Linked DNA regions of Homo sapiens: region 2 is linked to region 1. A link is a loop called in an ENCODE intact Hi-C map of the cell type or tissue named here. Cell type or tissue: heart right ventricle. All regions are shown on one strand. Each heading gives the region's core, and the rest is flanking DNA. Links, peaks and the distances in the headings are about the cores only. Region 1 overlaps GAB2 (GRB2 associated binding protein 2). Region 2 overlaps GAB2 (GRB2 associated binding protein 2).

Region 1 (10,741 bases), core at 3,768-8,767:
TTACAGGTGTGAGTGACTGCGCCCGGCCAGACTCTTGAATCTTTAAATTCTGTATGCTGACCAACAACTAGCACATTGTTTGTGCCTAAGGTGTGCTCTAATAAAAAGGAATATGGTTTCTTATAATAATACTAATGGGCTCTTCAAACTAGCTTATCTTGTCATTTCTTCTCTTGGTTATTTCAAAGCATAAATTTGGGATTCGATGGTTTCAGTTTTAGCTTAAATCTGTATCCTTGGTGATGAACTTAAATTAGATGCTAATATTTTGAAGGAGGACATGTTTATGCAAACCAGAGTGAGAACTTTTAGTCTAAGGGTCAGCAAACTTTCTCTGTAAAGGGCCAGATAGTAAATACTTTAGGCTTTGTCATCTGTACTTTGTAGCAACTACTCAGCTTTGCTGTTGTAGTATATATGCAGCCATAAACAATTATGTAAATAAGTTGATACAGCTGTGTTCTAGTGAAACCACAGAAACAGACCAGATGTAATGTATGGGCTGTAGTTTGCTGACCCCTGTTCTGGTGTAATAATATGCTTTGGCAGGCCTGCTCAAATAATGTACTCAGTATGCAGGCCCACTCAGTACAGATAGTATTTTGGCCTTCCCAGTGGTGTTAAAAAGACAACTCTCCCTTTTGGACTGCAATTTTAAAAACCTAGAGATGGCAAGGCAACAAGACACAAGTCTGGGAGATGAGTAGGGAAACTACAGATGTGAAACCAGGAGATTATTGGGACCCCCGGGACTGGAGGCAGGGGCTGAGAAAGAGCTGCCAGCTACAAGCTGGGTCCTGCGAGGCTCTGTAGCTGAAGTCCTCTACTCAGCACATGAAGGGCAGCTGACCCCATTTTTGTACCCTCTGCGACAGATCCTGCCTCTGGTCAAACCCTGAAGGTCTGGGAACACAGAGTTCAAGATCTTTTCCCTCACCAGGTTACCTCCCACAGTGCAGTGCTGAGGGCCAGCTACCATTTGTGGAGCACCCATGTGCAGGGACTATGTCATTTCTTATTCCCCAGAACAATTCTTCAGGTAGCTGTTTTATAAATTTTACAAATTAGAACTCTTGGATTCAGGTACCATCCCTAGGTTTCACAACTAGTAAGCTGAGATTCGGACTCCAACGTGCATGTTCCTTTCCCAGTAGCACACTGCTTCTCCTGAAGCCGAAGTTCCCCTTCAGAGAATTATGTAGATCTCATAATTCCCTAGGCAAAACTGGAGCTCTTTGAATCCTAGCCTAGCCATCCACACTATACCAGTTTAAGGTGCAATCTTGTGATTATTGCCGCTGATCACGATTCTTGATAAGCATCCACAACTGATAAGTCTGACGCTTCTGTTTTACACCAATTGCCAGTTGTCTCAGAGTCACTGTGAAAGGAGGGAAAAGCTTATCTCTTATAAAGTTGGTTAGCTTCAAAATACAGTGATGTATTTTGGATATTTCTGTGGAAAGGTTACAAGGGTCAAATGCATCATTAATGTGAACTTAATATACCCACTTGATGGATTGATTCCTGTGGGAAAACTAATGGGTTCCCAAAGTTCCTCGGGGGAGGGCTGAAGTGCTCCTCCGAGTATAAATTTGTTCTTTCTGACTGCATGTAAGCTCATAAAGCATAGGCCACCCTTTGGGGCTGGCCTGCAGCTCAGTAGTGCCTCTCGTACCTGCTCCAGACCCTAAGTAAATCACAAGAGTGCTTCATTTCAAATATGAATGAATCCTTGATGGGACCAACTAACCAACCCAAGCCCCACACGAAGGAACAGGAGAAGGGTCTGCCGCAGCTAAGGGGTACGATAGGTATAAACAAAGCTTGTAACCTGACCTCTTGCAAATCAACAGCACAGTGCATGGCTAAAGATAGACTTGCTATCCCCAAACAGAAATACACACAACCCAGAAAACCTCACTAAGTGATAACAATTTCTTGTACCCTAAATAACTGTTTACATTTGGATCTCATTTGGTCATTCTTCTAACCCAGGGAGGAAAGATTCCAACAGAACTTGCTGCTCTAGTGTGTTTATTGAAGATCGCCTTGTTCTGGTTCTGGTTCTGGTTTTTGTTTTGGTTTTGTTGAGACAGGGTCTCACTCTGTCGCCCAGGCCGGAGTGCAGTGGTGTGGTCACAGCTTACTGCAACCTCGACCTCCTGGGCTCAAGTGATCCTCCCACCTCAGCTCCCCAGCCCCCCAGTCTGGGACTGCAGGCATCTGCCACAATGCCCAGCTAATTTATATGTATGCGTGAGATATATATATATCTCAGACATACATATACACACACACATATATATATACATACATACATATATAGAGACAGACAGACAGCGTCTTCCAGTGTTGCCCAGGCTGGTCTTGAACACCTGAGCTCAAGTGATCCTCCTGCCTTTGCCTCCCAAAGGGCTGGGACCTCCTTGTTCTAATTGGAATGTTTTCTAGGCATAGAACATTGTGCTAAACACGATTAGAGAAAAAGATATGGTCTGGATCCTGGATTCTAACAGCTTATAGTTTCACTTCACATGACAGATTTATGAATTCCCAATTAGAATAAATGGCAAAATTATGTACTACAAAAGATTTAGAAGGCATAGACTGGGCGCGGTGACTCATGCCTGTAATCCCAGCACTTTGGGAGGCCAAGGCGGGCAGATCACCTGAGGTCAGAAGTTTGAGACCAGCCTGGCCAACATGGTGAAACCCTGACACTACTAAAAATACAAAAATTAGCTAGGTGTGGCAGTGGGTGCCTGTAATCCCAGCTACTCGGGAGGCTGAGGCAGGAGAATCACTTGAACCCAGAAGGCGGAGGTTTCAGTGAGCCAAGATCGCACCATTGCACTCCAGCCTGGGAGACAAGAGCAAGACTCCATTCAAAAAAAAAAAAAAGATTTAGAAGGCATGATTAATTCTAACTAGGGAGACAAGGCATTTCCATCTCTGAAATGAGATGCCTCGAGCCAAAGAAGGTTGTAAAAGGACGTGTGACCAGGAACTGTGCTGTGTCACTAAGCTACAGTCACTCGCTCTCTTTCCTCTTTGCCTTTCACAGAATCAATTTCTGCTAATGTATACTGTGAGATCGTATGCATCAAGGTCAGGATGTTCTGACTTGGCTCTCCCTAGCGGAGATGGTGTTCTTTCTCAGAGTCTTCCCTTGGAAGGGGGATGGGGAATCATAGGTCCAGAAAGATCTCATGGGATCTCATGTTACTGCCTGTCTGTCTTTTCTTTTTTCTTCCTCCGCTTTATAGTTCTTATAAACATTAGGAAACTTATATTTCTGAACTCGAGAATCTATTTATACTAGTGTTTAGTACTTTGATCCACAAATGTTTACTTACCATGCAAATAATGAGTGATACTATAAACTCAAAACAAATAACAGATCTGGTCCAGTTAGTGTCCTGACCAGATCTCATAGCTTGATTGCTCCTGCCCCCAGGCCCACATTACAGAGAGTACATCTTCATTCATAGCGATACATCTTTTAGTGCAGGGTAAGGGCTCTTGGAGTAAGTTCTGAATTCTTATTCCAGGGTTCATTTCTGACCTTCTGTGTGGCCTTGGACAAGTCTTATTTCTCTGGGCCACAGTTTCTCAAACTGTAGATGAGAGATTTGAGAGGTAGGAGGAGGGTGGTGGTGATAAATTAGAGACTGGACTCTGGGGACCCTTCCAATTGCTATATTATGTGAGTTACTGTGTAAAGTTGAGCCATTTTATGTTTGGCCTTGAATTTATGAATTTCCTCTGGCATAAATTATGATATATGCCAAAGGCCTTTGAGACTTAATCCTTCTTAAATAATTTCAGGCTTATGATGAAAAGTGACCTGGAGCTTTGGATCCAGTCTTGCCCTCAGCACCTGTCAGCATGCTTTTGTTTTTAGGATTCTTCATATGTTCCTTGTTTTTCAGTGAGCTTTCTACAGGGACCACACACTCCTTAGAATCCTATCAAATACTGTTGTCAAAATTCTTTCGTCATCCTCTCTGCACTAGAACTTTTAGAATTTTACCACCATTCCACTTCTAGTAATAAAAAATGGGACAAGTGTCAGGCCAACAGCCATTTATTGAGTATTTAATAATTACTGTTTACCTATATTTCATATCAAATCCTCAAAAGAACCCTGTTGAGTAGGTGTTCTCTTTGGCATTTGACAGTGTGGGAAATGAGGGATAAAGATATTAAAAGTTTTGCTCAAGGCCCTGTAATAAGATAGTTCCAGACCAAATACCACATGTTCTCACTTATAAGTGGGAGCTAAATGATGAGAACACATGGACACAAATCAGGGAACAACAGGCACAGGGGCCTACCAGAGGGTAGAGGGTAGGAGGAGGGAGAGGAGCAAAAAAAATAACTATTGGGTACTAGATTTAGTACCTGGGTGATGAAATAATCTGTACATCAAACCCCCATGACACAAGTTTACCTACATAACAAACATGCACGTGTACCCCTGAACCTAAAAGTTTAAAAAGAAAAAATGCCAATGAAAACATTATAAACTTATGAAAATCAAAAAGGGTACCCTATATATGGAATTATAACTGATTCATATATTGTATGTGCTATTTAAAGTTTATATATTCAGGCCAGGCATGGTGGTGCATGCCTATAGTTCCAGCACTTTGGGAGGCCAAAGTGGGAGAATCACCTGAGCCCAGGAGGTCGAGGCTGCAATGAGCCATAATTGTGCCACTGCACTACAACCTGGACAACAGTGCGCGATCTTGTCTCAAAAAAAAAACAGAAAATTAAAAAATTTAAAAAAAATTATAATTCAACTCTAAGAAGCTTCTTAAGAAAACTTTTAAATACATGTTTCTCATTGAGGGGAAAAAAATTAAATAAAATAGTTTCAGAACCTGTGTCTGGGAAGTCCACATCAGGGTTATTTTTGTTATACCTTGTTCCTTTGGAGCCATAGATTATGTGAAGGGCCAGAGAGAACGTGGATGCTTATCAATTTGCAATTTTGATGATCCAAAGGAAGGTTTTTGGAAATATTTGCTCTTTCATTTGTCACTCAAAGCCTGCTTTGCCTTTTCTTCAGTAGACCCTAACCCTTCTGTCTCTGCCCCAGAATTAAGAACCAGAGGTTGTTAAAACCAAACCAGTGGATCCTAATCTGAATCTCTGTAAATATGACTAATGAGGTCTGAGGTGGGACCAGCCCTCTGCATTTACATTTCCCAGAGATAACTTTGATGTGTACCCCCGATCTAATCCAACCTCTTCTTTTTGTAAATAGAGACAGTGAGGCTTGGGAAGATGAAATGGTATGCCCAGATTCACTCAGCCAGTAGGCGGTAGAGCTAGGCCTGGACCCCCATCCTCATATTTTAACTTTCCTTCCCTAGTACCATTCACCTCATAGGGCTCTTGTGGGAGTTCTTCCTCTGCACAGGTGAAAAGAATTGGCTTTGGAGACTGTGAGATCTGATTCAGATCTAGGCTATGCCACTTTCTGGCTGTGTGACCCCAGAGTTTGCTATTGATGTCTCTGAGCCTATTTTTCTTCATCCAAAAAAAAAAAATGGAGGTAATAATATGTACCTCACAGGGTAGACTAGAGGCACATAATAGGTGCTTAGTAAATGGCAGCTGTGCTTACCACAGTCACTGTTGTCCTTTTGGTTCTCATTAATTCCCCGTATACCATCTGTACGGCATATAATTGTGACCAAAACAGTGACAGTTACCTTCCAAGCATCCGTCATGTCTTGGAAAGCAGCTCGTACCTCTTTGGCCAATCTCAAGGTCTCAACCAGCTCCATGTGTACTCCAGGAATAGGAGCAATAAGAGTGGCTAAATGCATGATATAAAATGATCTCTATTCCTCACAGCAGTCCTACAAAGTACTTAGCCCTATTGAACAAGTGAGAATTAAAAAGGCTTATTAACATATCCAAGGCTACAGAGCTAGGAGTTAGCAGAGTCAGACTTTGAATCCAGCTCCAATACAGCTTTTGGTCTACCACTTTATGGGTTCTGAGACCCACTGAGGCTTGAGGGTGGGGATAAATTTTTGGGGGAGAAGGGATAAAGATGAAAAGGGCACTGAGATAAGGGAACTAGTCATTATTTGGCCAGTCATCTTTTCCAGAAACTCCCGCCAACCACCCCTTTCCTGCTCATGTTATCACTAGCCAGTCGATGGCTGGGTTGGCCTGGGCTGGGCTCCTCGGCTGAAATCCTTCAGAGCTTTCCTGTTCTAGAGTTTTGCAAGAAGGTGGGAGGAGTGTTTGTATGCTGGGCAGGCTTCCCAGGGGTGATTGTGGAAAGGAAGGGGAGTGATTCTGTAGGGCCCTAAAAAGAAGCCAGGAAGAAGAAAAAAAAAAACTGTTTAAAAGAAAATAGATTGACTCAGGCATTTGTGGGCATTATCTTTAGTCTAGACTTGGAGATAGAAGCTCAGGCCAGGAGTCTAGAAACCTCCATTTTCTTCTTGTGTTTTGGGTCATTAGGAAGGTCAGTTACACAGCAAGAAGTACCAAAAACACCCCAGCCACACATTGTTTAATATCTTCCTTTATTTTCACCATTCTTTTCTTCTCCCAAGGGGTACCCAGGCAATAAAAACAAATCCTATTAATGCCTTATGCATGTGCATGGATTTGCTTCCAAACCCTTATCTCATTCACCTCCTAAAACAACCCAGTGAGACAGACAGGTAGGCTAGAGATTATCCTCCAATACTTGATAGTTATGAATTAAAGCTCAGCGACCACACATGATCTCACAGCAAGTTTATGGCAGAGCTGGAACTGGATTCCTGGTCTCTTGACTTCTGTCCCGTGCATGAGGTTCACTCACTGGGAGTAAAATTTCAACCCACTTAGATCTATTCTCACTCCCCCATGCCTGCCACCAGGTAACCACTAATCTTTTTCACATCCCTGCAGATTTGCCTCTTCTAGATATTTCACATAAATGAAATCATTTCTAGAATCACTCCCCTTCCTTTCCACAATCACCCCTGGGAAGCCTGTCCAGCATACAAACACTCCTCCCACCTTCTTAACAAAACTCTAGATCTGTGGTCTTTTATGATTGGCTTCTTTCACTTAGCGTAATATTTTGAAGGTTCATCAAGATAACCTATATCAGTATTTTTTATTTCTATGGCTAAATAATATTCCATTGTGTGGATATATCACATTTTGTTTATCCATTCGTCAGGACATTTTGGTTGTTTCCATTTTTTGGCTCTCATGAATAATGCTGATATGGACATTCATCTATAAGTTTTTGGTGTTTGTGTTTTAATTCAATCCTTTCAGCAACCCTCTATGATAAACTGCAGGGCAAGTTATCCTAGATATTAATAGTCCCTTTTTACAGATGAAGCAACTGAGGCTAAGTGATTTGCTCCAGGTCAAATAGCAAGCAGATCTGCCTTTAGGCAGATCTAGGGACAGAGCCAAGTCTCTCCACTATTAGCCTAATACATTTTTTTCTGTTACATGTAGCACACCATGTCGCTTTTGTTCTATGAAATGTTTGGAAGTATATTTGAAAACTTTAATTATAGGGAGTGACCCTGAGGGGTGATGAAGCCATGAATCACAGCAGTGCCAGGTCTACTAATCAGCCCTGTCCAGAATGGCCATGTAGAATGTACTCCACTTACCAATGGCAAGCCATCTGAAGGGAGCAGCTTTCAGTGAGCAAAACAAAACAGCACCAAACCCAAGTTGGCTGAAGCTCTTGCCTCCAACTGATGTGGAAAGTGAGGTAGCACCTCCCCGGAACCTCATCTATTGGGGCACAGGCAGCTCATCAGAATTGGGGGTTGGAACCACGGAGGAAGAAGTAGCAGGGGTACTCGGCCATCAGGGTCCAAAATGAGAAAAATCTTATTCCAGAAAAGTTGTCTCTGAATTTAGCTTTGTAATTATTTTTCCTGAGATAAGCAAGAAAACCTTGTTTGATGTTTTAGGTTTTATGGTATATATTGGTTTCCTAGGACCTCCATGACAAATTACCACAAAGTGAGTAGATTAAAACAACAAAAATTTACTCTCTCACAGTTCTAGAGGCTAGATATCCAAAATTAAGGCATTGGTGGTATTGGTTCCTTCTGGGTGCTCTAAGGAGAGTCTGTTTCTACCTTTCCGTTAGTTCCTGGTGGCTGCCAGCAGTCCTTGGCATTCCGTGGCTAGTAGATACATCATTTCGATCTCTACCTTGACCCATACATCACATGGTATTCTGCCTTTGTGTTTCTCTGTCTCTGTGTCTCTTTTATAAGGATACCAGTTCATTGGATGAGGGCCCACCCTAATCCAGTATGACTTCCTCTTAACTATGTACAGAGACGCTATTTTCAAGTAAGGTCACATTCTGAAATACCAGGTAGACATGAGTTTTGGAAGGACACTAGTAAACCTAGTATAGACACTAAGAAATAATCACATAAATTCAGGCAGAGATCTTTTTAAAGTTGCAAGCAGAAGTGGGATTTTGGCAAGTTTTAGTGCCAAAACAGCTTTGAAAGAATTTTTCTGGAGCTACATACTTTTTTTTTTCTTTTTTCTTTTTTCTTTTTTTAGAGACAAGGTGTCACTCTGTCATCTTGGCTGATTGCAGTGGCGCGATCATAGCCCACTGCAGCCTCAATCTCTTGGGTTGGAGCAGTCTTCCCACCTCAGCCTCCTAAGTAGCTAGGCCTACAGGCACACACCACCACGCCCAGTTAATTTTTTAATTTTTGATAGAGACGACTCTCACTAGGTTTCCCAGGCTGGTCTCAAACTCCTGACCTCAAGCAACCCTCCTGTCTTGGCCTCCCAAAGCGTTGGGATTACAAGCATGAGCTATTGCACCCAGCTAAGCTATAGATCATTAGATGGAGCTGGCTAGTTTCATTGACATGACTTTGTGCTGGTAGAGTAGAAATCCAAGTTTCTGTTGGATGAAGGCCCAATTCATCCTAATCCCTACTTCATCTTCTTAACAGACCTTAAAACCTCTCTGATTTTGACCACAAGAAACACACATATTTGGATTTTTGCGCCAGGGAAAATTCTTTTATTTTTTCAGTATGATCAGTCAACAAATGTGTATTGAATACATACCATGGCTGGGGCTGTTCTAGGCACTAGGGGTACATAAGTGATAGAAGGTGTTCCATGTACCTATGACATTCAAGATTTTCTAGACCTTATGTGTATTTCATTCTTTTCATCCTTATAGCTGCCCTATGTTGATTTGTAAATAAGGAGACTGAGACTCTGAGAGGTGAAGTGACTTCCCCAAGTATGCAGCTAAATAGACTGAGTCACAGATATGACTCCACAGGCTGAGCTCAAGGAAGGGGCTGCAGAGGTGAGGATGGGTCACTCCTCTTTTATTCATACTCACAGCCAAAGCATTCAACATAGGGGGCATGAAGGATGCATTTGATGACAAGGCAGAATAAGTAGGTTGTGTCAATGGCGTTTATTGTAATACTGAGGAAACTCGACTTTATTCTGAAGGCAATAAGGAGTCAGTGAATGTTACTGAGGAATAATGATTTCTTATGGTGTGTACTTTTTTTGATCAACGCGTATTTATTGAATTTTGTCACACACTGGGCTTAATGATGAGGATAAAACCATTTCAAAATCTCTGCCATCACTGTGTTTACAGCCTGATGTACAAAGTGATGAGAGAAAGATTGGTATTTTCCTGGAATTTTATTTGAAACACAGGGAAGCACAGGTAAGAAACAAGGTTGAAGAAAGAAACAGGAAAATGTCTTTAAAAAAAGAGGCTGGGTGCAGGGCTTTATACCTGTAATCCTAGCCCTTTGGAAGGCTGAGGCAGGAGGATTGATTAAGGCCAGAAGTTCAAGACTAGCCTGGGCAACATAGTGAGATCCTGTCTCTACAAAAAAAATTTAAAAATTGGCCTGGCGTGGTGGTGCATGCCTGTATTCCTGGCTATTCCGGAGGCTAAGGCAGGAAGATTGCTTGAGCCCGGGAGTTCGAGGTTATAGTGAGCTATGATTGCACCATGGCACTCCAGCCTGAGCAACAGAGCAAGACCATGTCTCTAAAAAAGAGAGCTTTGACTGGGCATGGTGGCTCACGCCTGTAATCCCAGCACTTTGAGAGGCTGAGGCAGTGGTGATCGAGACCATCCTGGCCAACATGGTGAAACCCCATCTCTACTAAAAATACAAAAATTAGCTGGGCGTCATGGCATACACCTGTAGTTGCAGCTACTCAGGAGGCTGAGGCCGGAGTATCACTTGAACCCAGGAAGCAGAGGTTGTGGTGAGCCGAGATCGTACCACTGCATTTAAGCCTGGATGACAGAGCGAGACTCTGTCTCACAAAAAAAAAAAAAAAAAAAAAAGGAAAGATATTTGTAAGTCATCTGAGGTATAACAGAAGAGTTTTAAGAGGGACGGTGACATAATGACGTGACATGGTTGCTGAGAAACAGAAGAGTCATAGATAATGCCTGGACTTCTGGCTTGGAGAACTTATTGGCTGGTGATGATGGACCTCACTGAGACAGGGAACACGAGTGATGAAGAGGTCAATTTAGATTGTTGAGTTTGGCCCACTAGTGGGACGTCTGAAGGGAGGTGCTCAGCAGGTGAAGGGATATATAGCAGGGAGTCCCGGAGAGAGAACTGAGCTAGAGATGAAGATTTGAGAGTTGTCAGCACATAGGTGGTAACTGAAGCTGTGGAAGTGGACAGGATTACCCGCTGGA
Region 2 (10,741 bases), core at 2,713-7,712, 110 kb before region 1:
AGTCACCTAGTCTATGGTAATTTGTTATAGCAGCCCAGGCTGATTAAGACACTTCCCTAGTCACAGTCTCGGTGCCCCCCTCCAACTCTCCCTCATCATGAGCCTAGATTAGAACTTGAAACCTAGGTTGTCCAGACTTTTATGGTTATTCTTGCCTTATCCTACAGTAAACAAAGGATGTATTCCCCAACTTTTAATCAGAACAGAATGTGTGAAAACACATTTCCAAGTTTCACATATACTGAACACAACCTTTTACTTAAAAGATGAAAAAGCTGTAGCAAGAGCTGGCTGGTCTGTATTTGAATCCCATTACTTACTAACTAGGCAAGTATTCTGTGTCTCAATTTTTTCATCCTTAAAGTGAGGCTAATGATGGAACCTATCTCATAGGGCTTGTTGTGAAGATTGAGTGAGTTAATACATAAAGTGCTTAGAATAGTATCTGGTACACAGCAAGTACTGTCTCAGTGTTAGCTCTTTATTAGAAGTATTGTTATTCATCATTAATGGGCTCTTCTTATTAATGCCAAAACAGGCAGACTTTGCTTAGGGAATCTTCATTTTGCTCCTTGAGTTCACATCTGGGATGTAGGTACTTAGCTCTCAAAGAGAGCTGACTACAATCTAAGGCAAAAATAAACTATTTGTAGTCCAGGAAGTTCTAAGGAAGAAACAGTCTCCCTGCCTATCTGGTCCTGTTCGTATACATATGATTAACATTTCCCCCATATTTCCCCTCTAATTATACTTACGTTCTGATCTTTTGCACATGCAAGTTTAAATAAACTTCCCTCTGTTAGACTATGGGAAACAGTTAAATCTGGAATGCACAGAGCTGCTGTATCCAAAGTACTGCAGGTGATTTGGCAGAAGGGTGGTATAAGGAGTAGGATGGTCTGAGCACATCTGGCAGGCACCAGAAGCCAATGGAGAGTCTGTGTATGAAGCTTCTGAATGAAATGGAATATAGTTTCCTCTGTGAGGAGCTAGGACAACGTGGTCCCCAAGGAAAATCTGAAGAGCACTCTGTAACTTATTAGTCAGTGAGTCAAAGAGGGAAAATGGAAGGCTATATCACTGACTATGTAAGCTTTATAAATTTTGAGGTGTTCGGGCCTTTTCTCTGCCTCTCTAGTTCAGCTCAGATTACTACCTGATTCTAGAATGGGATCTAAAACTCAGTTGTAATGGGTAAATCTCAAGATGTATCCATTTACTTCTATATCAGTGGGCATATTGGGAACTATACCTCTAGATTGCTGATCAGTTGATGTATCTGTCTCTAATTTTACCATATATTTGCTGTACCAATAAATGCCTTTTTAATGTTAAACATTTTCCAACAAATATTTCCACCATGTCTTTGCCACTGAAAAGACATTTTATATCAGGAAGAGCCTTAGATTTTTCAAACTGTGTATGGATCAAAAAGTACTTTAATTAAGCTGTGCCCAGACTAAAAAAAATACAAACAAAAAAACCCCATTTCAAAATGAAAGTGAATAGTTGTGGCCTTTGATTTTAAAAAATCTCACAAGATAGACTGAGACTATTTTGTAGTAGTAGTAGTTTAATTCAAATACCCAAATATTAGCAGGGCATAGTGGCATGCATCTGTAGTCCCAGCTACTTGGGAGGCTGAGGCGGGAGGATTGCTTGAGCCCAGGAGTTCTAGGCTGCAGTGAGCTATGATTGTGCAATTGCACTCTAGTGTGGGTGACAGAGCAAGACCCTGCCTCTAAAGAAAATACAAAATAAATAAACGAAATATACAAAGATTGCAAAGTGTGCAGTTTGTGGTCTTCCCTTTACCAATGTACCTGTGTGTGAAATAGAATTTTCGTTACATGCTACAATTAAAATAATATTTCAATAGACTTGATGCTGTTCTTGATTTGAAGATCCAATTTAGCAACTGCATTCTGGCATTTATTCCCCTCCTTACCCATCCACCTTGTTTTATGCATAGAATAAACCCATAAAATGTTCTTTCTTAGTTCTTAGTTTCCTGGTGTGTCTATCCACCCATTAGAATAATGGGTCTGTCTTTTACATTTCTGTAAAACTGTGTGCCATTATATTACTTACTAAATTGTATTTTAATTTAATGTATATAATTTCTGTCCAACTCCAATAAAATATCAAACCCTTAAAGATAGGGATAGTATTCATCTTTGTATTTTTAGCATTCAGCGTAATGACCAGCATATAATAGACATTCTGCAAATATTTGAATCATTATTTTATACATTAAGAAATGGATGATGAGTAAGGTGTAACAACTTCACTAACTTATCTAGTCAGTAGCAGAATTGGCACTAGGACTAGACCCCGGGACTTCAGGTTCCCCCCCGGGTAACCCCCAAGTCTTTCCTTTGTTGTAGGGGTTTGTTGACATGGACAATAAGGTCCTACATAGACATAGTTTTATAATGAGTTCAGAAATGGCTCGACAAAAGTGAAACCTGTGACAAATACCGGATTATTTGTATTGTAGACCTTGGTCTTAATAATTTTGTTTTTCTTCGAGGGTTGATGGCAGGTCATGAGATTTGAGAGACACACACAGTAGTCAACTGTATGGAAAATACTGAGGAAGTGTGTTTTCGGATTACAAAACTAAACTGGGATCAACTTGGACTTTTTCAGTCAAGCTGTTAGAATGTGTGTCTAAAGTTGGCCTGCTTATCATGTGTTATAATATAATATTGGTTTGGTCAGACCCTCTGATTTGTCAAATCCTTGCCAAAAATGGGTCCCATAGAAGGCAACCTGGGATTAGAATGCTTTTCAATGTAAAGTCTCAGGTTTCCAGGGTAAACCATCTTCACTTAGCAGAACTAATTCCTTTAACAAGCATTTGTTGATTCCAACTGTGTGTCGGGTACTGTGCTAGCCTGGAGCAGCAAAGAAGGATAAAAAGAACCTTGTTTTAGAGGAGCTATTAAGTCAGATTCTGTCCCCAAACTGAACAGCTACACAAAGAGGTGATTTCTGTTTGAGGGGTTTGTGTGATCATCTAACAACAAAGGAGCTGGGAACCAAGAAAGTTGGGTCAATAATAACAATGACTACATTAATCCAGTATCATGCCAGGTTCTATTCTAAGCAATTTACATGTATTACTTAAGTATTTGTTTACATTTGCGGAAGTTTTCCTTGTCCCGGGCCCATTCAATGTGTTATTTTTATCTCTACGTTTAGAAACTTTGACCTTTTTTGTTTTGTGGCTTGTCCCTTATTTGATTTAAAAAGTCATTATATGGCCAGGCGTGGTGGCTCACGCCTGTAATCCCAGCACTTTGGGAGGCCAAGGTGGGCAGATCACCTGAGGTCAGTAGTCCAAGACCAGCCTGACCAGCAAGGAGAAACTCCCATCTCTACTAAAATACAAAATTAGCCGGGTGTGGTGATGCATGCCTGTAATCCCAGCTACTCCAGAGGCTGAGGCAGGAGAATCGCTTTAACCCTGAGGCGGAGGTTGCAGTGAGCTGAGATTCCGCCATTGCACTCCAGCCTGGGCAACAAAAGTGAAACTCCATCTCAAAAAAAAAAAAAAAAAAGTCATTATAATCACCTAGTAGCTTTAGATATGACTCTATATATAATGTATAGAACAGAGAAGAGTTGTTTGCTCCATAAACATGTACAATTATTTGTCAAAAGAGAAATACAAGTTATTCATATTAGTATTCACAGTCTTCCCTTTAGTTTCTCACCGACTCAGTGTATCTACCAAGATTCCCTTGGTAATATCTGTCCCTCAGGTAGTCTGCTTGCCCAGTGGTAAGTCTTTCTAGGGTGGAAGGATTCTTTCTTACTGGGTCTTCTTCCAGGACTCTACTTCTTTCTAATAGGCTGAATGGAGCGAAAATGTAAAAATAGGGAAGACACGCTGAATCTTCTTAATAAAGAATTTTTAAGATAAAGGGGAAAGGGGAGAATGCAAATTTGAAACTGGTTTTGAAGGTTGGGAGTGGGGTAGGTTGGTGAATGAGAGACCCTTGAGCAACTATATTATATGAGAGAATTGATTAAGAGATAAAAAGTGTGTTACGATTTTGATTTCTTCTCGTATCCATTGAGGAAAGCATGTAAAGACTGGAATTACTGTTTTTTCACTTTTGATTGTTGGACTTTCTACCCAGGACAGCCACTTAGATTGCTGGGGTTTATTCAGGTTATACATACCATGCCTCTCTATTTTAACTGGCTTTTTGTCCCTTTCCTTGCTCAGCAGTTTTTCTGCAAGTAGCTGATAAATCAGGAATTCTTAAATTCTTTTAAAGGGTTTTTCCTGAAAGATAAGTTTTTTTAGAGAAGTAGAGTGGGCCTAGGGAATAATACCAACCTTAGATGTGGAACCTCTAGGGGCTGGTCAAATGTATTTGGCACACTTACTCTTTACTATGTCATCAACAAGACTTGGATGTCTTTCCTATTTACTGCCTTTGTCGTTGGAGCTACGATTCACATCTGTTCCAGAGGTCATGGAAACTCTTCATCTCTCAGCATTTCTAGTGGGTATCCTTGGCAGGCTTAAAGCAGAGTCAGGAGGGTGAGAGCTCAGAGAGAGGCTAAGGTGAAAGCACTTTGTAAACTTATAGAGGATGGTATTTTGTACAAAGCCTGGCACACAGCAGACATTCAGTAAAAATGCATAGAATTAAAAGAAAAGGAAAAAAAGCAGATACCTTTTACTCATAGCAGTAATCTCTCTTCTGCTCCCCCTACCTTGGTCAGGATAAGAGTGCCTTGTGACATGGATTAACACCATACGAGTAATAGTTTATATTATTTAATCTCATTTCTTAAACTAGCCCTACAAAATATAGTATGATTTTGATTTTATGTTTATGGGAATGAAGGTTTTAGAGGGTCTATGTCACTTGCCCAAATATTACCCTTGTAATAAGAGATGGAACTGGGATTGGAATGTAAATGTGTCTAGCTTCAAAACCTTTTATTTATTTTTTTTCTACCTTTCTGGCCGGTACAGCTGTCAGACTATGTTTAGAAGTCTCATGGGTCCTTCAAGTGACTTTACTAATGGTCTTATGAAAAGCTGTCTCCCCTGAGAATTGGTGTTTGACGTTCTTGGTTCATTCAGCAAATGTGTGCTTAGCCCCAGCTATAAGCATGAACTGTACTAGACAGCAAAGGTGGACACCAAAGAAATAATCCCATCCTCATGGAGCTGCCAGTGTAGTGAGTGATCATAAATATAAACAATGTTGGGCAGAGTGATGTTAGCAGTATAACGTGAGGTTGTCCTGGAGGAACACGGAAGAGGGATTGAATGAGGGAAGGAAAAGAATCAGCCCCTCTTATGTAAGAGGCAGCACTATGTCTGCCAGAGCCTAACATCTCTTTTAGCCACCTTAGCTCATTTAATCTTCACTATAACCATGTAATATCCTGATTATACAGATCAGCAACCTACTTGGCGTTTCACAACAAGGAGCAGATGGATAGGATTTTCAATCTCAGAACTGTCTGGCTGCAAGTCCCTGCCCTTTTCATTAGACTACTGAGTATAGACTAAGTATAGGTTTTTCCTAATGTATGTTTTTTAAATACATGATAGTTAAAGTTCTATTCTGTATACAAGGGTATGCGTTGTGTGAGACTCAGTGTGTCTATCGAGATGCCCTTGGTTCTGTCTGCACCTCAGGCAGTCTGCTTGCTCAGTGGTGAGTCTTCAGATGTTGCTGCTTTTGCCACGTTTTCTAACAGTGCTGGCTGTCTCATCTTCCCTCTGTGAGGGTGGGGCTCTGGTTTGGTCTCTGTTAAGTCCATTGTGGAGAGAACTACAGCAACTCATGTGCCTAAGCCCCATTTGGCCAGACCCTGGCCTCTCCTACCACTTTCAAGTTCAAACGTGGGGTGTGTTCTTCCCCAGTGACTGTCCAGAGTGGCTGGGTAAACACAGCCTGGAAGTAGGGAGTGAGGGCAGTTGACATCACTGACCAGAGCAGTTGGAAGCTGGAGAAGGGAAGGAGCCAGCAGACAAATTGCTTCGTGTCTGCCTGCCTTTCTCCTCCATTTACCCCTTACACACACACACACACACACATACACACACACACGCACACACACATACAATATTAGTAGTTCCATACAACCCATCCTGTAACCTTCTAAATGAGCAGTTGTCTGTGTTTTCATGCTAAGCCGTAGCGGGTTTGTTGATGCATATAGCCTTGGTTTCCTTTCCCTCCTATTCTTTCCTACCAGTCTTTCCCCACTCTCTGCTCTGAGATTGCAACACATGATAAACAGGTAAGCTTTGCTCCAGACTGTTTTCTAGAACCTGGGCACAATAGTAGTCAATAAAAAACATCTTGCCCATCACAGACCCTTGCCCTGTTTGCCCTGTTTTATACCTTGTTATTTTTCACTTAGCATAAATCAGGTAATATTTGAATACTACCATATGATTAATGTGCACCAAAATCCTGTGAGATAAAATAAACCATGAGTGTAGTTCCGTATTTGCATATATAGGTCAATTGTATTTTCTTTTCTTTTTTTTTTTTTTTTTTGAGACGGAGTCTCGCTCTGTCGCCCAGGCTGGAGTGCAGTGGCGGGATCTCAGCTCACTGCAAGCTCCGCCTCCCGGGTTCACGCCATTCTCCTGCCTCAGCCTCCCAAGTAGCTGGGACTACAGGCGCCCGCCACTACGCCCGGCTAATTTTTTGTATTTTTAGTAGAGACGGGGTTTCACCGTTTTAGCCGGGATGGTCTCGATCTCCTGACCTCGTGATCCGCCCGCCTCGGCCTCCCAAAGTGCTGGGATTACAGGCGTGAGCCACCGCGCCCGGCCAGTATTTTCTTTTTTAAAGGAAAGATTATTGCTTTTGTTAAAATGGTACATGTTCGTTATAAATCAAGAAATGCTAAAACAAACAAACAAAAAACCCCACGCCAGATGCCATCATCTGGTGATAACCTTTAGGTGAATAACGTTCTGGGGGCGCTCATGAAGCTCAGCTTTTCTCATTATCTTTATAGTAGTGTCCGAGTATACTACTGTAATTTAACCAACCTGACCAGTTGATAAGCAGTTACAGTATTTTATTTACTTAAAAAATGTGCTGAAATGACCATCCTTATAAATGCCTTTGGATTTTTTAAACTTGTTGGTATGTAAGATATATTTCTCCCCCTGAAAATTTTTATTCAGATACTACCTTGTGACCAACACACCTGTTTTGCAGATGAAAGACTCTGGGCCAAAGCAAAACTAATAGCAAGATAATCTGCCCTTAGGCGACTCTTCTAATGAGAAAGAATGGGAACACAAAACACTGTATAAGGGATGCAAGTTTCACATCCCAGATTTTGGTAACCAAAAGAAACCATAGGCCACACAGCTGATCAGAGGTATATTTGAGCTATTCCATTACATTTTAGATTTTAACTTTGCTACAGTAAGTCATGGCTCAAATACAGTAGAGGCACTGATTGATCATTAAGTTTATATACACTGTAAACTAACCCAGTTAAAAGGCAACAGCACCATATTTTGAAGACAGGGTGACCAAGTTTCTAATGCAATGATTGCCATTGATTAATACAATGAACTGGAGACCAGCAGGGATGATAAATTTTCCTGGCATTGAGAATTACTTATCTGACTTTTTTTTTTTTTTTTTTTGAGACAGGGTCTCTGTCACTCTGTCACCCAGGCTGGAGTGCAGTGGTACAATCATTGCTCACTGCAGCCTTGACCTCCTGGGCTCAAGTGATCCTCCCACCTCAGCCTCCTGAGTAGCTGGGACTACAGGCACATGCCACCATGCCCGTAAATATAAATTTATTTAATAAGTAAATTTATTAATTTTAAACAAATTAAAAAATTTTTTAATTTTTAAAAAATTTGTTTGTAGCGATGGGGTCTCGCTGTGTTTCCCAGGCTGGTCTCAAACTCCTAGCCTCAAGCAATTCTCCCACCTCAGCCTCCCAAAGTGCTGGGGTTATAGGCATGAGCCGCCATGCCTGGACTTATCTGACTTTAAAGATGCTTTTCTGGGGTCTGAAGTTGAAGATTTAAACCTATAGAGTTTATTTTTGCTGTCTTGTCTTTTTTTTTTCAGTTTGTTAACATGCTGTGTAGTTCTGTTACAAACATATGTAGTGAAAGACCAGCTTTTATTAGGGTTAATTGTTCCTTTTCTCATTTGGTATGCACTAGTATTTAGTGAAATTCTTCCTTCGTGTAGTATGCTTTGTTTCTATTTTTATTAAAACATTTGTTTGTATTGTGACTATTTGTGTAGTAATTTATATATTTAATTTGTAGCTTGCTTTTCAGCCATCAGTACTGTATTTCAGTGACTTCTGCACAAACGTGATTTAACTATAGGAAATTTTTTTGTCCAGGATAATTTACATAAAGTCCCTCACTTGAGAATTTCAGGTGACAGAAGTTTACTATATTTCTAAATAGCAAGCCTATTATAGAGTAGATCAGAATTAATCATATTCATGAACAGTATTAATCTGTTGAATAATCAAACCATCAAGGCAGATGCATTGGTTGAGTTGCTGTTCATGGACTTCCTGGTTGAACAAAATGGTCTTGCCATTCTTAGCAAAGAAATACCTCAGCATGTGGCAACTCATGGATGTGGCCAGTAAGTGCTGTGAGAAGTGAACAAAGAATAGAAAATTAAGCACTGACAGCCGGGCGCAGTGGCTCACGCCTGTAATCCCAGCACTTTGGGAGGCCGAGGCGGGCGGATCACGAGGTCAGGAGATTGAGACCATCTTGGCTAACACGGTGAAACCCCGTCTCTACTAAAAATACAAAAAATTAGCCGGGCGCAGTGGCGGGTGCCGGTAGTCCCAGCTACTCGGGAGGCTGAGGCAGGAGAATGGCGTGAATCCGGGAGGCGGAGCTTGCAGTGAGCAGAGATAGCGCCACTGCCTGGGGGGAAGAGCAAGACTCCGTCTCAAAAAAAAAAAAAAAAAAAAAGAAAAAGAAAATTAAGCACTGACATATTCTGAGATGTTTTCTGAAGGAGCTCAGGCTAAATGCTCTCACCTCCTTAATACTGGCTGAGAGGCTGGATCTTCTGCCTGCAGCCCAGTAGCACTTGGTTTATAACACTATATGAAGTGACTGCATCTCTAAGCCAAAAATCATGATACATGTTCTAAGACAGATTATAGACTGGTATCTTTAGCCTGAATTCCATCTATAAAGTGTTTTGCTTGGCCTGCAGTGTTTTAAACACTTTTAATTAGTCGTAGATTGTTAAAAGCTGAGATCTCTTACATAAAATCCGTAAAATGTCCAGCTTCCAGATCTGGGAACACTGGGCCCAAATTTCTGCCTAGCAGCAATTAGCTGGAACTGGGTGGTAGCTTTCCATTTAAGCCAAAGCATATGCTTTCTAGTCTGCTGTATCACATGCACGCACGCACACATACATGCACACACCAGTCACTCATATATGTACCTACCTGACCCTTTACACTTCCAGACCATATGCCCTTCGAAGGCAGGATTTTTGTCTGTTTTGTTCATTGCTTTTTTCTCATGACCAGAATGTTGTCTGGCACAAAGTAGGTTAAAGGATATTGCTAGATGGAGGAAGAATGTATTTGTGACTCTTGGTCCAAGTTGATGGGGGAAAAGAAAACAGAAGTTTTCAATTTGGAGCTCCTCCAGATATTTGAGCTATGTTCCCCTTTACCCCTGAGATACTGTATGGCTCAGGAATATACCTTAGTATCATAATTTTGTATATGACTTATCTCCCTTGCTAGATGGTAAATTCATTGGGTTCAGGGACCTGTCTTGTATTTTTTTGCATCCTTAAGAATACCTTGCACATAATGGAAGCTTAAATACTCCTTGGATGGTTAGTGGGTTTTTAAAATTTCTCATGTAACTTTGTGAATAAAGATGGGGAGATTCTAATGAATATGTTGTTCTGGAGGATCATTTGAGAAGCAACCATTTGAGTTGCTTCTCCACTATATTTTCTCCAAGCCCTATCCCCAATTACATTCTATTCGCCATCATAGTCTGGATGGGGAATAGAATGTAATTGGGGATAGGGCTTGGAGAAAATATAGTGAATATAGAAGGTTTTTGATAATCCTTAACCCCTGCTCTTTGGTAGCAGGGTAAATTAACCCCCCATCCTCACTTTGTGCATATTCTATTTTAGTACTCATCTTTTTTTTTTTTTTTTTTTTTTTTGAGATGGAGTCTTGCTCTGTCGCCCAGCCTGGAATACAGTGGTGTGATCTCAGTTTACTGCAACCTCCACCTCCTGGGTTCAAGCAATTCTCCTGCCTCAGCCTCCCAAGTAGCTGGGACTACAGACATGCACCACTGTACCTGGCTAATTTTTGTATTTTTAGTAGAGACGGAAATCTAATTTCGCCATGTTGGCCAGGCTGGCCTTGAACTCCTGACCTCAGGTGATCCACCTGCCTCGGCCTCCCAAAGTGCTGGGATTACAGGCGTGAGCCACTGTGCCCAGCCTATTTTAGTACTCATCATATTATGTTAAAGAGCTTGTCTCCTACACTGGACTGTGATTTCCCTATCATTAAGAACTCGGTATGGTTTTTGTGCATCTAACAGCTAATACTTGATAATGTTTGTGTGCCAACTCTGTATAAACACTATTCTAGGAACTCAGTAAATGTTTGCATTGAATTGAGTTTGTGTTAGGAGTTGTATTAGAACTCTACACCACCTTATAGTTTATAAAAC

What was found. Hi-C counts contacts between places; a loop is a spot of excess contacts. Peaks named below come from ENCODE experiments on the same cell type or tissue, not always from the same donor. Only the 100,000 strongest peaks of a DNase experiment are listed, where the experiment ranks them.
Region 2: it touches region 1 in a loop (1.9-fold over the local background); 1 of 110 quality-filtered maps calls a loop at or near these places.

What each region holds. Positions count from the first base shown.
Region 1 is chr11:78,252,639-78,263,379 of GRCh38, reverse strand. The region is part of intron 2 of GAB2 (GRB2 associated binding protein 2); the gene reads left to right. Among named protein-coding and RNA genes, the nearest start is that of USP35, 69 kb to the right of the region's middle. In heart right ventricle, for the core only: no CTCF peak of the experiment used is centred there; a DNase peak (open chromatin) is centred at 6,219; H3K27ac peaks cover 3,854 bases.
Region 2 is chr11:78,366,064-78,376,804 of GRCh38, reverse strand. The region is part of intron 1 of GAB2 (GRB2 associated binding protein 2); the gene reads left to right. Among named protein-coding and RNA genes, the nearest start is that of GAB2, 46 kb to the left of the region's middle. RefSeq lists an enhancer at 5,677-6,627. In heart right ventricle, for the core only: no CTCF peak of the experiment used is centred there; a DNase peak (open chromatin) is centred at 5,811; H3K27ac peaks cover 2,645 bases.